Linked DNA regions of Homo sapiens: region 2 is linked to region 1. Evidence: chromatin loops called from intact Hi-C (ENCODE). Cell type or tissue: IMR-90. All regions are shown on one strand. Links, peaks and the distances in the headings refer to the core of each region. The heading gives the core; the rest is flanking DNA.

The links. Peaks named below come from ENCODE experiments on the same cell type or tissue, not always from the same donor. Only the 100,000 strongest peaks of a DNase experiment are listed, where the experiment ranks them.
Region 2: a loop joins it to region 1, with 4 times the contacts of the local background. A loop is called at or near these places in 4 of 110 quality-filtered maps.

Annotation. Positions count from the first base shown.
Region 1 is chr2:55,911,812-55,920,414 of GRCh38, forward strand. EFEMP1 (EGF containing fibulin extracellular matrix protein 1) reads right to left here. Exons shown (of 12, transcript NM_001039348.3): 4 at 6,408-6,456; 5 at 5,854-6,240. Among named protein-coding and RNA genes, the nearest start is that of EFEMP1, 7.7 kb to the right of the region's middle. In IMR-90, for the core only: no CTCF peak of the experiment used is centred there; a DNase peak (open chromatin) is centred at 5,090; H3K27ac peaks cover 1,335 bases.
Region 2 is chr2:55,839,666-55,848,268 of GRCh38, forward strand. The region is part of intron 2 of LOC112268416 (a long non-coding RNA gene); the gene reads left to right. Among named protein-coding and RNA genes, the nearest start is that of EFEMP1, 80 kb to the right of the region's middle. In IMR-90, for the core only: no CTCF peak of the experiment used is centred there; a DNase peak (open chromatin) is centred at 3,656; H3K27ac peaks cover 1,881 bases.

The sequences.
Region 1 (8,603 bases), core at 2,938-6,937:
AATTTTAAGAACACTTTCTGACTGTGTATGAATCAGATACCTATAAATACTGCTCACAAATGTGTATTGAAAATGACATAAATTGACTAGAAATTTAATGGCTGCAGCATATTGAAAAGTAAATTATGAAACAATGCTAGATTTTTTTTAGGAGTAAATCAATTACTTCCATACACTGCATCGGCTTATTTGAAAAATAATTTTCTCCCCTGTAAACTCAACTCTTATCCATTTATATAACTTAAGAGAATTTTCAGGTACTTGAGATAATTAACAACTAAAAACAATGAAGAACTGTAAGGAGGCTAAATGCCCATTTTTCTTACTGCTTAAAGTACTTTTTTTTAAGGTTAACATCATAATTTACTCAATTATAGTCTTCCTTTTGCAAAATATCTATTTTCTGAGATCACAGGTCTTCACTGGGCTGTATAATTATATGGAAGAAAAATTAGGCATTTCCTCACAAAACTAACCCATGCAGCCAGCGACCCTAATGACATTAATGAGAATCAACAAAAGGGCAGTGTTTGAAAGCTGTTTGGTAATGACAATGCCAGGTATCTAAGCCACTTGGTTACACTATGATTTTCTAATTCTCTTCTGGATATAAGATCACTTAAGTTTAAAATGAAAGAAGTCAAAGAAAGATATCCCTAGCATCTGAGAAGCTGTATATGTTACTTCAAGTTCCTCTTTGCAAAGGTAGATGTACAGATAATAACTTCTTCCTTTTTCAAAAGAGTAGTTTAGTTACCCTTATGTTTATAAAGAAATATGTAGAATATAAATGGATGATGCCTAAGACTATAGAGGTTTTTAAATTTGAACCCTATGTACACTGTAATTTGTTCCTTTAGACTTTACAGGAGGCAAATATGTATTTTTTAGTGTTCTAATCACTCCTGTATCACATGTAATAATGACAAAATAAAATGATTGAAAATATAGCTGAAAGTTGGAAAAAATAAAAATTTTAGCAAACTGAAAAATTTATAGGTGAAACATAGTATTTAATTTGGCTGTGTGGTGAAATTTTTTCTAGGTGGGAATGTGAAAAGATTGCTAACTTTCCCATGGTATGACACATATGACACATAACTAAGTGTGCAGGTTCTAATGTCCAGGCATCCTACACATAAAACATCTAAAACAATGTAGAAACTTGCTCATTGGCACACTGGCAAATGGGATCCCGACAACTGCAAAGAAAGACTCTGTCCAACTACTTAAAAATCAATGCAGTTTGTCTTTTGAAAGTACAAAACAAATTGTAAAAATAGTCTCACTGGACAAGCAATGCCTCAACCTGAAAAAATGGCTCTAACGTTAGGACTTCTTCACTCTTGTCTGTGAGGTGCAGGCGATTTGGCTGTGTGGGTATGCTAGGGGCTCAACCATCCTATTTGCCTGGGACAAAGGCATTTCCAGGAACATGGAGCTTTTGGTTTTGAAACTGGACAGTCCTGGTAGACAGAGATGGTGGAAACCCTAGGGTATGTTTTTTTCATATTTCTCAATGATACTTTATACAACATAAGCCAGGTACTGTACTCGATTTGGTTTTACAATCAACTTTATTGGACATTCGTACTGAGTTCATTTCTCGATGGCACAGTTTCTTTACCAAGTTAGTAGTCATGCCTGTAAGTCCTGACAGGGTTTATTAGTGGCTTAATTACCAGGTATGCAAAATGCCATGTGTTTTAATTTTTTTAAAGTTCAATTAAACAAACAAGTTTCTTCAATTAGGGCAATCAATGCTTTCTCTTTCTTGTCAGTTCCCAAATGACTTTTTTTTTTTAATACAGGAATGGAAGTCTTAGAAAGTTATATATGATTTTAAAAAATCCTTTCTCAACTTCATCTAGTGATTTCTAACTCCATCTCCTTTAGAAAGATTATATAGAGACTATTGCCAGGTACAGTGGCTCAGGCCTGTAACACCAGCACTTTGGGAGGCTGAGGTGGGCACATCATCTGAGGTCAGGAGCTCGAGACCAGCCTGGCCAACATGGTGAAACCCCATCTCTACTAAAAATACAAAAATTAGCAGGGTGTGGTGGTGCACGCCTGTAGTCACAGCTACTCGGGAGGCTGAGGCACAAGAATTGCTTAAACCCAGAAGGTGGAAGTTGCAGTGAGCCAAGATAGCACCTCTGCACTCCAGCCTGGGTGACAGCGTGAGACTCTGTCTCAAAAAAAAAGGAGAAAGAGACTATGCAATAAAGGTGTAGAAAACTAAAGTGAGCCATCAACAGATTATAATATATTCCCCATTCATTCAACTTCTTTTTGGTGTAGATGAGTATCTGTTGTCTTTGAGGCAGATGATATCTAATGGAAACAATTAATTTCGAAAACTCTATCTATACATGGCCCCAGGTATGTAACACTGAAATGATCTTCATTTTATAGATGCCAAGAATAATGTCAGTCATGGGAAACTCCCAGCGTTACTGGCTCCCACAGCATGATCCTCATTTAGCAAAAAATTACCTGAAAAAAACCTGCTCACTGTGACCTGATCTTTGAATGTTATGTTGTATTTCAAACTCCTTGTTTTTGTACAAAACTGAAAACACCCCCAAAAATACATGAAGGGGAATAAACATATCATGTTTTCATTAAACAGTTAAATGGACAGCTATTTAAAGGATATATTTATAAAATAGTGTACATTTAAAATATCTAGTGGTATTATTTAAATTATTTAGAAGCCATCTGTGACTGGTATAGTGCATTCAAAGGCACAATTGATTTGAAGACTGAAACACAGTACAGATTTCAGTTCTTACATTTAAAATGTCCTGAGTTTTAGGTTATATAATGATAAACTATACCTGCTAAAAAATATACATAGAAAAAAGAAATAATTTTTATGCAAATAAGACTCATCTGTAAGATTCATTTATTCTATCCAGTAGACCATAGGAAATGTGTCTGGATTACTGGGCATAAATATGCAACATTTAAAAGGGAGTGGAGATCTTTATTAAAACAGAAGACTCTTCAAACTCCATGATGATGTCAATAATATAGGTCCTTAGAGCACATTATTGTTCTAAACAGAGGTCCCCATACTTCCACATTGGTTATAAAATATTATTTTGTGCTGCTGGCCTGGAATGAGAATGTCATACATCTGCAGGCAATTAGAAGAAGCTGGACTGCATGTTTGATTAGCTCAATAAGAAATGGGCACAAGTGTGACTCGACTTATGTTAGTCAAATTCCCTAGACAGATTATCCTGTTGTTATCATATGAAATAACCCCCTTTTATCAACAATTAAGTAAATCCACATTTATGGGCACTTTGCAAAATTGTGAGGTGGGAAGAAATCCAACTTAAGCCCTAAGCCTTCCAAAAAACTTTTAACCCTGCTTTCAATGGTATAGACACCAATCCCAAATTTTAGAAACTGGCTGAATTACACAGATCAATTTGGGTTGGAAATAACCTGTGTGCACACAGTCAACAGGTATGTATTTAGCATATTCCATAAGCAAGGCACTTAATAGTCTGCTTATAACTAAAAAAAATTCCCAAAGAAGAAAGAACTATAAATGTTTTACTATGTGAAACGTAACTTACTTTGTTAGGTAGTCTAAATATTTTCTAGAAAAGTTAAATAGGATTTTATTTTCATTAATCACAGTACAGTTTCTACCGTAACCAATACATGTTGTAAGTCTTGAATATATTTTATTCTAGGACCTCTTCATTTAGTTCTGGGCATTGTTCTTGAATTCAACCATAAATGTCAATGACGGTCTACAAACTACTTTGGGAAATGACTCATTCATTTATCTGGTTTTTTTTTCTCCCAAGTACCATTAAAGTACACATCTAAAGTATTCAAAATAATTCAGTATATAAAAGTTGATACTTAAGAATTTTTCAGCAAAATTTTTTGATTTTGGGAAAAATACTACCAAACTTTCCAGTCTAGTTATATAACTAAATAACACAATTAAAAGTTGGTCTATCTTAAATAAACTCAAGATTTTTTTTATCAGTATTAACCCAAATACATGTATAAGAATAACCTCATCATTTTATCTCCTTGACATAATCCTTAAATTCAATATCAGAATATCAAGCAGATGCTGAAGCATTCATCATCAATACTGGAATTCTGACTCATGACAGTAACACGAAACAGATGCTAATACGATGCACCCTCTGAAAAGTGACACCATCACAACATGGGTTAGGTCTTGATGTGGGGTACTTAAAGCTTACAAACAAAATATGAAATAAATAAGAGTCAGAGCATGACAAGTTTCCTTCATTTTTTTTTTTTTTTTTTTTGAGACAGAGTCTCACTCTGTTGCCCAGGCTGGAGTGCAGTAGCATGATCTCGGCTCACTGCAACCTTCACCTCCCAGGTTCAAGCAATTCTCCTGCTTCAGCCTCTCTAGTATTTGAGACTACAGGCATGTGCCACCATTCATAGAGAATTTTTGTATTTTTAGTAGAGATGGGGTTTCGCCATGTTGGCCAGGCTGGTCTTGAACTCCCGACCTCAGGTGATCCACCCGCCTCATCTTCCCAAAGTGCTGGGATTACAGGCGTGAGCCACCGTGCCCAGCCCCTTGCTTCATTTTTAAGCCATTTAAACTCGAGTATCTTTTACACAGAAGATAAAACTAAACACGGGTGAATAAGGGGCAGCATCCCAGGGCACAAGAAAATGCATCTTTCATTTAATGTAGCAGCTCAGTGGTCTCTATTGAAACCCTTGGTGTTAAGGGAGGAAGGTGCTCTCTTCCTTACACATGACCAGTTAGAAAGTAAGAACTCCTGGACCCTTTCCATTGGCCCACGTGTGCCATACACGTATGTGGTGGTGACATGGAGTTCTGCACTATGGGATCTACCTAATCAGCCTCTGGCAGGGAGAAAGGAGTCTGGAGGCTCCTATGGCCCCATTTCAGTAACACAGTCTCCACACCAGGCTGCTCTGAAATGGTTTGCCAAGAAGAAAGGGAAACAATCTCATAGCACAGTTCAGTTAGCTAATATCCTACATGTCTTCAAAGCCCCAGATTCTTATCACTTTGCTAATACGAGCCTACAGCTGTTTCTAGAATACACAGTGATGTGTATGCTCTGTGAAAATAAACAGAAAACCCTAGGCAGATGATGCCATGGTGCAAGTGATATAAGTGAAACGTCGTCAAATGAGAGCTTAAAAGAGATATAAACGTGAGTGGGGGAGAATCCCTCCAAGGTAATGAGAAGCAGGAGCCCCATTTCTTTACTCCTGAATGAGGAAAATAAGTCTGTGGCAAGTTCGATGAAAAGAAACTTGAGAAACCAAAGGGGTACATCTGTAGAGTAGCTTGACAGCATAATTTCAAATTCCCAGTGAATAACCTGATGGTGACTTTTGCCAGCTGTGACTTTGGCACCCGCCTTCCTGGGTTGGAAGGTCAGCTCTGCACTTAGCACCTGTGTGACCTCTGGTTCTCAAACTTGGCCGCACATGAGGAACTGAAAAAAAAGCCGATGCCTGGAACCCACCTCAGAGACTGTGATTTAACTGGGCTGGGGTGTAGCTTCGCCATCGAGAAGTTTTAAAGGTTCCCAAGTGACTCTAAATATGGGCAGCTAGGGTTGGGAACCACTGATGAACTTTCTAAGCCACAGTTTCCCATTTGTAAAGCAATGATGACAACTACAGCAACTACCCTTTAGGAATATTGTGATGATTAAATATAATGCAGACAAAGCACTTAGCATGATGTCTGGCACGCGAGAAGTCCTTAATAAATTATCATCATCCTCACCACGAGGTGCACTTGGGCAAAAGCTTTCAATGGTTAGGAAAATAAGTTATTCCTACCTTGGCACACGTTGTGTTCACTTTGCTCGTAGCCTGCTGCACACTGGATACGGTGGGAAGGGTTGGAGGGAATGCGCTGAGGGTCAGCTGGGTTCCGCCGGATGACAAAGTTATTTCGGCCAGTCTGCATTTCAGGGCCTGCGACTGCAGCAGCACTGGCCACAAAACCACCCCCGGGCAACACTCCACTGGTTGCCATGCTGCTGGCAGCTACAACCCCGGTGGTTGCCCCTGAGGTTCCTTCTGCTGGTTGTGTTTCCTGCTGAGGCTGTTCATTATTGACAATAATCTGGGCTGTTTTCGGAAGGCAGAGGTATCCTCCATAGTGGTTGACACACTTCATTCCACCTTTACAAGCGTCTGGGACAATGTCACATTCATCAATATCTGTGGTCAGTAATAAAATAAGTCAGGAATCTTCTAAGAGGGAAAAATCAAACATGTAAATATAATGCTCATGCCTTTTTGGTATAACACAGACAGGACAGGAAGAGTGACACAAGAGATGGAGACAGAAGGCAATGATCACATGGAAGTCTTTGAAGCTGGCTCACCTTTGCATTGCTGTCTCACAGGATCCCACTCATATCCGTCAGTGCATTGCTGTGAAGAAAACATCAAAGGTGGGGCCAGGAGACAGTTAATTGGTGTGTCCATTCCCTAAGAAATCACTCTAAAAGCTTCATTCTTATGGCAACAATCCTTGTGCTAAAGTCCTAGATATATGATGAGATGGGTGGTTTAACATTCTATCGCTTTTTTTTCAAAAGACAAGTCTGTGCATTGGACAGCTTCGGGGGTCCATTCTCAACCATCAGCTGCCTAAACTCTTCTGTTCTTTTTGGTACAGTTGCCCAGTACCATCTTCTTTTCTGTTTTGAGACTAATCTTCTCCAACTTCTCTGACTGCTCTTTATTAATTTGCCTTTTTTCCCACATTGGAAATGTTAAAAAAAAAAAAGACCAAATTCTCTCTCTTTCCTCGCCCTCTCCCCCGCCCCCACCCCCAACCAGCCCTGGACTCTTCTCTCTCTCTCTAAATCCTCTTACAGCATTCAAGCACCTCCATCTCACACCCTGACCTGCTCCCTAGCTTCAGCTCCTAAGGAACAGAGGTGTTCCTCCTAGCAGTTCCCAGCTTCAATCTCCTCTCTAGTTCACCCACTGAACAAACAGCCTATGGATCACCTTCTGAAACCAGGCAGTTTTAGGGCCTGGGGATGCAAAGATGATGCAGACTTTGTCCCTGTCCTCAAGCAGCTCAAAGACCAGAAGAGGAGACAGATAGGTAGACAAGTTGCAGCAAGATGGCAGGTGCCTTCTACAAGTGTATGCAGGAAGGAGTAATGGACTCTGCCCGGGGGCATGGGTGAGCATGGCAGGGCAGAAGGGAAGACTTGACAGAGGAGGTGACAGTAAATCAGGCTTTACAGGATGAGCAGGATTTTTCCAGGTGAATGTGGGAATTCTAGGAAGAGAGGCTATTGTGACAAAGGCATAAAATTTTTGAAAAGGGAAGGAGCTGCAAGGAGTTCTGGGTAGGTGGAGGATGAGGTTACAGAGGTAGGCAGGGCCAAAACAAGAAAGCCTTTCTTTAGGAATGGAAGCCTGAATTCTACCCTGAAGGTCAGTGAATCTCAAGCTTTATTGTGTCTAAGGATCATTCAGGGTTCTTGTTAAAATGAAGATTCCTGGGCCCACCCAAAGGATTTGATTCTGTAGGTCTGGGTAGGGGGCCTGGAATCTAAATTCTTAGCAAGTATCCCAGGCGATTCCCATACAGGTTGTCTAGGAACTACTTCTTGAGAAATGTTGCTACAGGCGATAAGAGGCCTCTGAAGAATTTTTAAGCTCAGGAAACAATCTGATCAGACGCTCATTTGAGAAAGTCACTGTAAGGAAGAAGCCCAAGGAAGGATTGAGCAAAAGTGGAGTAAACAAACAAATAAACTTAAATTCTTTTAATATAACTGAGAGCTGCTTATGTACACAATGGATGCTTGACAAGGAAATAGCTGAATGGAAGCCCAGAGATCCATTTAGATATTTTACTGATGTCTGAAACTTACTGGAGCGAGAACTAAATTCACTTTGTCTCTCAGACTAATTTTTTTCTTGTTTCCCAAACAGTGTTAAAGGTACCACTACCTTTTTCGAAACCCAGGATTCCAACTTTAACATCAGTGCTGAATGCTCCACTTATTTTCCTTCCATCTCTGCTGACTTTGTGTCCATTTCTACCATGTCTACTAAGAAAGGCTTTTGCTGGCCCATGAGTAGGCAAGGCCCCGCATCTCTACATGCTGCATACAGACCCCATGATCTTTCTTGTGCTCTTGGTTATGTTGCTCCTCTCTCTGAGACCTCACAGTGACCTGCAGATCTCTCATCATCACCATCTCTGGGTTCTTCCCACTACCCAGTTCCAGCTGATCTGACCTTATCACCACCTGGATTGGTCTCAGGTGCTTTCAGCTCTAGCTTTTGATTATGCCACTCTCTGACTCAGGTGCCTCTTCAGCCTTTCTAGATCAATCCAACCAAGGTCATCACTTCCTTCAAGAACCAGCACAGAGTTCTGTCTCCTCTAATATGCTGGCACCAACATTAATCACCTCCTTGCTTTTCTATTTCCTTGGCAATTTGTATAATCTGTATAATAGTATCATTTGTCCTTGCTTAGGAACTTTGTAGTTTTCAACACTGTCTTCCCAGGCTAAATTCTCCAAGAGGAGACTGAATTTTCTTAG
Region 2 (8,603 bases), core at 1,561-5,560, 74 kb before region 1:
CAAGCTGTCGACCTCACAATGAGGGCTCAGCAAGTTGCTTCATGTTTTCTATTCATAGCCTCCTCCTCTCTGTCAGCTCTTTTGAAGTACTCATAAAGCAAAATAGGCTCATTAAATATGAGGGGGTAAATGAAGTTGGCAGTTGCACCTAGTTCAAAAAGCCTTTCCTTTTTAGATGTTTACGCTCCAGAAAAAAACAAAACAAAACAAAAAACTCAGAAGATGAATGCCTGCTATCAGTGGCTATTCATGGCCTCCCTTTTGGGTAAGTGATGTCAGCCAGGCTTTGGAAGATGTGGGTATTTTGTTCCAGATCTAGCACTAAACTGGTCCACAAAATTAATGTCACAATGAAAAGCCAGGAAAGTCTTGTTTACCATTTCATTTACTAAGTTTGCATATAAGGATAAAGACTATTTAGAGTTCCTTTCTAAACAGTAAAGGAAATTTCTTCATCACTCTTCCCACATGGGCAGCGGCTTGTCCTATGTGTACCCTCTTGCTGGCAGGGACAGGCAATGGTTCTGCCCTGTGGATCAGCTCTTCCAACCCTTAGATTCTGTTCTTTGATGAACCTTTTCCTGCACATTTGGCTCCTTTTCTGAACCTACAGCATCTACATTTTAATGAGCTGAAGGGGATGCCAAGATGCATAAGAGATGGTCTTAACCCTCAAGATCTTACTGTCAGTAAATGAGGTAACGTGATGATGTTCACTAAACTGCCATATGCAAATGTGAGGTAACTTGAGCAGATCCTTGAAAGATGGAAAATGTTTCTTTGGTTTCTGGTTGTGGGAAAGGACATCCCAAACCAAGGGTATAGTTTGAGCAAAGGCACAGTGGCTTTTCTAATCAGTGGACACTCTTTTTAGTCCTTATTCTATTTGGCCTGAGTAATATTTGATGCTGTTGTCCACTTGCTTCATCTTGAAGTTATTCTCTTGGCTTCAGACACCACATTCTGCTGTGTTTACTTCCGCTTTTCTGATGGCTCTTGTCAATCTCATCTCCAGGTTTCTATGAGTGTATATATATACTGATGATGCCTTGCCTATGTCTCTAGCCAGGCTGCCCTCTTGAAGTTCAGACCTATATAGCTAACTTTCTGCTGTGCACATTCATATACACAGCTCTTACTTAAATGCCTTAAGTTCTGCATGTTCAAAACCAAACCCATTATCTTTCTCCCCAAATCTGCATCTTCCTCAGTTTCCTATCTTAGTGAATAATGTACACCCAGTTATTCAATTCAGAACCATGGTATAATCTTGACTCCTCCCTCCCCAACACCTTCCATGTAAAGAACCACTAGATCTTTTATATTTTATTTTGTTTTATATCTCTGTATGTGTCCAGGTCTTTCCATCTCTATTGCTACCTTTTTGGGTCAGCTCACCATCATCTTTTGCTTGGATGACTGCAGTAGCCATTTCCCTTCAACTTTCCCTCCAGGTAATTCTTTCTCTACGTTGTAGCCAAAGGAATCTTTCTAAGGCACAAATACGATCATTGTGTTTTCTTTCCTTACAACCCTCTAATATCTTCCCTTTGCTCTAAGGATAGTGTCCAGGTCCCCAATAAGGCTTCTTGTCTTTCTCATTCTGGACCTGCTGACCTCTCTTGCCTCATCTCTTGCCACCACTCCTCAAGCTCCCTGAGCTTCAGACATTTTGAAGTGCACCTGCAGTTCACTCACATACCAGGCAGGTTTTCCTATCTCTCAGACTCCGTGCACGCTCTTCCCTATCTAGCACACTCTTTTCCCTTGCTCTTTCTCTGGTGTTAGCTGGGAAGTCACTGCTTCTACTGTATCCTACTGGCCTGTTTACTTGTCTATATTCATTTAGGCCAATACTCCTTATAGAGTCTGGAACATTCTAGATAATCGGTAGACACTTTTTGGATGAATGAGTGAGTGTTAATGCATGAGATGGCTTAAAGGAATGGCAGATCACCCAGACTGACTGGAGTGGAGGATATACAAAAGACAAGAGTGGAAGATATGAAAGAAAGGTGGTTGGGTGTCTTACACTGGGTTTCCTGAGCACAAACTGTGAGATGAAGATTCCAGTGCAGGCAATTTATTGGGGAGTGCTCTTGGGATTAACTCCTGTGAGAGAGTGAGGGAGTGAGAGGGGCAGGATATGGCAGAAGGTGAAGTTGAACTGAAATGAAATTGCAACAGGGCTGTCAGCTGATCCCATGTGGTAATTAGAAGCTGGCATAACCTCACAAAGTTCTGAATTGAGGCAAGGGGCTGGGGCTGTGTATCTTCACAGCAATCAGTCATTGAATGTGGGCTACCTCTGGGGAGGGGGCGAACTCAGGACAAACTGCTCCTTTGCCAAAGGCGATTTCTGGCAAGGGGTTCAACTATGACCTGGCAGAAGCCAACATTGCTGGTATCTAGGGGAATGATTATCCTGGTAGAGGAGGATCTGGGTGGCATTACCACATCCACTACACTGGGCCCACTTCAGGCCAGATTGAGGAAGTTTTGCTTTATTTGGTAGGCCTTGGGATGCCATTGGAGATGTTTACACAGATAAATCATGTGAGTCAGAGCTGTATTTGAGAAGATTAGTCTAGTTGTATGCTCAGATTGGATTGGAGGTGGTGGATAAACTGCAGATAGAGAGGCCATTGGGAGACTATTGAAATAGTCCAGATGAAGAAATAAAGGCCTGAACAGGGGTGTTGGCAGCAGAAATGGAAAAAGCGGTGGTTGCAAGAGATATGTTAATGCTAAAATTCCCAGGCCCTGGTGACTAATTGAATATGGGGAATATGGAAAAATCAAAGGTGATTTCATAATTTTGAGCCTAGCTGAAATGTATGAATGATGGTTCTGGCAGTAGATATTTAAGAAGGATATAGGTTTGGTGTAGATTTGTTGAATTTGCAGTATGACTGCCACCCAAGTAGAAGTGGCTTACAGGTGGCTGGGCAGTTTCTTGGGAGGGCAAAATACACATACATAAAAAGTTCTATGATGATATGAAGATGTTCATGTAGCAGTATTAGCATCAAATTTGTGTAAAAGAAGTTAATGCTACAAGAGGCCAGAGAAGACAGAAATCACTGTAGCCAAGAAGTGTTCATGGAGGAGGTTGCCTTTGAATGGGGTCTAGGTGCAGGTGTTAGATTTATGATGAGGAAGAAGAGATAGGGAGGGCAGGATGATGACATTCTGAGTGGAGCCAATGGTTTGAGCAGAGACAGAGAGGTAGAAATTCATACTGCATATTTAGAATACCATGAGAAGATCAGTTTGATTGGAACATAGGATTCATTTAAGGAAAGTTTGGTTTAAAAAGTTGAACAATTGATTGCGGAGAAACTTGAATGACAGGCTAAGTGATAGGGAGCATAAAGGAGTTTAGGTGATTTTTTGGTAAAACTTTGCCTCTGTTTCTGAAGTTTGATCCTTTCATCTGCCTGGATGTGGGTCTTCAGAACCCACAGAACTAGAACTCTCCACTCGAGAGACACTTGTGCTTGTGATACAGAAGGCTACTGGTCACTGAGAGTCTTTTTCATGGAGATTGTGTGACGGCACATTGGAGGAAATTCCAGCTGCATGTGTTTCTGAGGCTTTTACATCCACAGTCTTTGCTTAGCTTTCATGAGGCACAAAGAATGTGTGGCCTAATTGGTGAGCTGGTTTACTGGCTCACCCTGAAAAGTAAACATTGTGTATCTGTAAGTGGAAATTCAGTATGTGTAATCTAGCTGCCTAGTCACGCCTGCCCCAAACGCTGTTGAAAACTTTGACCAAGGACTATAAAACTGTCAAGATCTGGGGCCCAAGCTTGCTTTCACACCAAATAATTCATTACTGAAGCTATGGGAAGATAACAGGACATGCATTTGACTTGCTGCTATTCCTTGTTTGCTACAGAAGCATCTGGCAGAGCTAAATGGCTTTGTATTACATCATGTTTCATTTCTTCTTTTTATTTATCATCTATTTTTATTTGTGTGACATGGAAACTTGCCCCACCCACCTCTGAGCACTCTCATTGAATAAAAAATGTATCTTGATATAACTTCAGTGACTTCAAAATGGAATCCTCAGATCGACACTTGGACCATTAAAAAAACAATGTCAACAAAATTTCTTTTGTGTCTTTGAGCAGATGTTTAATTTTATCCTCCTCCCAAGTGGTCATAGGCTGCTATTAGACTTCCTGACTGCCATTTTGTAACATCCAAAGGATCACTTGTTTTGTTTCCTTTGCATAATTTCATCACAGAGTGTTTGAAACGGTTTTTGGGAACAAGAAGAGAATTGCTGTTTAAGGAACTATTTTTTTTTGGAACAGGAAGTAAATGATATATGCTGAAGCCCCCATGGAAGCTTTTGGAATGGCCTGCTAGATTTAGGACCAGAGATGGAGAATATGCAATTCATAATGTACAGCTACTTCTGTTAAGGCAAAGTGGCCCTAACGTGTCTATAGCTTTCCTCACAGGTAATTGCATGCATGGGCTTTCACTCAACAGAAAAAAATGTGCCAAATCTTGAGCAATTAAAAAAAAATGCAAAAATCTGAGCATGTTATTAAGTTGCAACTGATATTCAACAGCTCTACATTAATCTCTAAGAAGCATACAAAGGAGTACTTACTGTTTTATCAATTCTTCAGTCCTACACAATTGAATATATTCTTCAGCCCACATAAATGTTTACTGCATTATAAGGGATTTTTATGTTTAAACTTTATATTTAACAGTGTCCTTTAGATGTTTGGTCTAAAGGAAGTGCATTTCAGTGGTCTAAAAAAGAATCTCACAGGTATGTGTATTGTGTTTTCAATTTAAATTAGACATTGTAACTGCTTAATGCCTTACCTATTCCATTTAGATCCTTCATGAAAACAGACTAATTTTAATAGCTGCCTAGATATTCCTAGTCTTCTTTCTTTCTTTCTTTCTTTCTTTCTTTCTTTCTTTCTTTCTTTCTTTCTTTCCTTTCTTTCTTTCCCTCCTTCTCCTTCCTCTTCCTCTTCCTCTCCTTCTCCTTCTCCTCCTTCTTCGATAGGGTCTCACTCTGTTGCCCAGGCTAGAGTGCAGTGGTACGATCATAGCTCACTGCAGCCTTGAACCGTGGGATCAAGCGATCCTCCTGCCTCAGCCTTTCAAGTAGCTGGGACTAGAGGCACGCACTTCCTAGTGTAAAGTTAGTTTTTTCTTTATTTGCCTTGTCTAGAGATGGGGAAGAAGAGTCATCTCCAGTTTCCATCATGTGATGTTAGGGGTGTTGAGAAGACTTCTGTATTTCGTAAATTAACTTTCATAAATAGTTTTCTATTAGTACAATTACTTTAACAGAGACCAAAGACCTTAATGCAGTTTACTTACTTATGATGTCTTCCAGCCCTACTTTTGGTTTATTGCTGTTAGTCTAAATCACAGAGAGAGGCCCTCTAAAAGAAAATGATATTTATTTGGGAATAGAGCATTGCAATGGGAATTGCACAGTCTTTTTTTAGCTTTGATGAGGCAACCTTTGCTTACATGTGCCATGGTAAACTATGTGCATACTCAGGCGGGTAAAAGGAAGAGAAAACTTTTTAAAGGAAAAATAAGGAAAATTACATAATTGTTTTGAGATAATTATCCTTGGCTACAAGGATCAACAACAATGATGACAGCAGCCCAAAGTTAGACAGGCACTTGCTGGGGAAATGTCCTCGAAGAAGTATTTTTGTGTGTGCAAGTCTGCAGTTTTTGCAAAATCTTTTGTGATAGTTTTTATCATTCATTTATGAATGAGAACTGCCCTCTTCATATTTATTCCTGGCCTTATTTGTCAGGGTTTTTTTTTTTTTTAACACGGGTGACTATATTTTGATTCTAACAACTCTCATATTTTCACCCACTGCTGCCATTTTTTTTTTTTTTTTTTGAGAGAGAGTCTTGCTCTGTCATCTGGGCTGGAAAATCATAGCTCACTGTAGCCTCGAACTCTTGGGCTCAAGTGATTCTCCCACCTCTGCCTCCTGAGTGGCTAGGACTATAGGTGTGTGTCAACACACCTATAGTGTACAGATGGGCTCCTTCCATGTTGCCCAGGCTGGTCTTGAACTCCTGGCCTCAAGCAGTCCTCCTGCCTTGGCCTCCCAAAGTGTTGGGATTTTAAGTGTGAGCACTGCACCTGTCCCATTTCCCACTTTTGATCAAGATCTCTCTCCAAACACATTGTTGATCAATCATCCTGTAGTTAGATTTTGATGGCCCTTTGTGCCAGGATGGGCCTGTCCTGGGTTTCTGGTCTGGTCCCATATTGGAGAGAGTGAATGGCAGCTAGCAGTCAGTGTTAAAACTCTTTTAGCCACATTTGAGCAACAAAGGAGATTTGAAGGGAGAGGCTCTCAGGCTAAGGCTACTTGGAGTTCATTATTAAGTTTAACCTTGTTCTATAGTCTTTTCCCATCATCTCAAAGTACTGGGACAGCATTTAGGAGTTATATTTCTGCAAAAATTTAACAAGTACCAGACGCAAAGTTTACAAAGAGAAGATAGTCTAGTCTATAGGCAGATAACAAGAACTTGGAAACAATGCACAGGGCTACAGTCTAATAACAGGTGTATTGTAGCTTTTCTTTAGAAACATAACTTCTTCTCTTTACATTGATCACATAGAAACTTCAGATTTACAAGCCTCTTGAGGCTAGGCAGCCAAGCTAAGGCAGACTTTAGATTTTATCTACAGTCTTCAGGTTCCTGGGCCTGTCAGAGAGTGACATTTTTAAATGTACTCGCTGTAAGGCTGGGAAGCCAGGTATTCTATGCACATTCTCAAATATGACACTAAAATCTTGGCAATATAACCAATATTTCCAATTGTAACCTGCTATAAAGAGAGAGCAGCTTTTTATTAGAGTTACACAAGTAACCATATTGCCATCAGAATACTTACAAATAGTTTCTGAATTTTGGAAGAATCAAGTAAGGAGCAAAAGCAAATGCTTTCATTCTTGTTCACAAAATTATATTTTACTAAATTGCTGTAAACTATAGATAGCTTAAGACAGAAAATTTCCTTAAATCTGGGAAACAACACATTTATGTATAGAACTAATGTTTCTACTAACAGTAATAAAAACATTATTTTCATTAGTTACTTAATCTTGCATAATTAATTTTTGTTCTGTTTGATCTTCATTAGCAGTTTCATGAATTCTTCAATTTCTTTATTATAGTTCTGAAAATTTTATTTAGTCTGTTGGTCTTAAAGTTATTGGAAACCTGTGTTATCTTAAACATACTGTTAGAATCTTTTTCATGGAAAGCAATTATAGGCCAGTTGTGGTGGCTCATGCCTGTAATCTCAGCACTTTGGGAGGTATAGGTGGGTGGATCACCTGAGGTCAGGAGTTCTAGACCAGCCTGGCCAACATGGTGAAACCCTGTCTCTATGAACAATACAAACATTAGCCAGGGATGGTGGTGGGTGCCTGTAATCCTAGCTACTTGGGAGGCTGAGGCAGGAGAATCACTTGAACCCGGGAGGTGGAGGTTGCAGTGAGCCAAGATTGTGGCTCTGCAGACCACTGCAGCCTGGGTGACAGAGCGAGACTCTGTCTTAAAACAAAACAAAACAAAACAAAAAAAAAAGAAAAGCAATTATAGCTGATTGCAGATGCTTTTAGAGAAAAATCAAAACAATAACTGTGGATGACAAAAACTTAGAATAGTCATGGTTAAAACTGATGAAAGTTCACAATTGGCAGGGAAACTTAGTTATTTCTATTACGTATTTTAAGATAACAACCAGAATCATGACTGAGTTACATCAAGACTTTTATAAATTCCATATAATCTTTAGAGTATTCACATCAACAATATCAACACAAATATAACTTTTACGAAAATTTAACATAACCAAAATTATCACTAACGTATTATATTTCTATGAATTTATATAATTTTCCAAATACTTTTTTCAATAATATACCCATAAATGTAACTGAAAGAGGATATAGAGTCACCTATTATTTGACAATGTTTCCTATATAATTTACCAAATAATACTAATCATTTAATATCTCTACAAGATAAGAGATGTGTCCTTTGAGGCTCTCCAGGGGCTCAACTGGAAAATCCCAAAGTGAATTCTAGATCAAAAAGGCTTGATTTATAATTGTGATCCTGGGTAAGCCTGACAAAAATATTAAAAGGTCAAAAATACCCACTCAAAAGAGGATCACAGGTCATGGTGAAATAAGTCATTTATTTAAACAGTGATAACAAAAGTCTTTGAAAACAGCACAGAAAATTAGGTGTATGCAAAACCTTAACCATTTCAAAGCTCAGTTTTTCTAAGTAATAAAAAACCTAATAAAGAGGACACAGGAAATTATCCTAATGAAATATAAATTCTTTTTTTTTAGGCCAGTTACAAAAAAGGTAAAGAAAAATCCCCTGCAATGTGATTGCTTTTTCTTGTAGGAAGCTTATTTAGATAAACTGGAAGATGAACTTGATTTTTAAAAAAGAGTATTTGAATTTAATCAGACACAGGAAGAAGTATGTCCAAGGTCATAAGTGTACACTTTACTATAGAGGAATGTAAACAAGAAAACTAGTACTTTG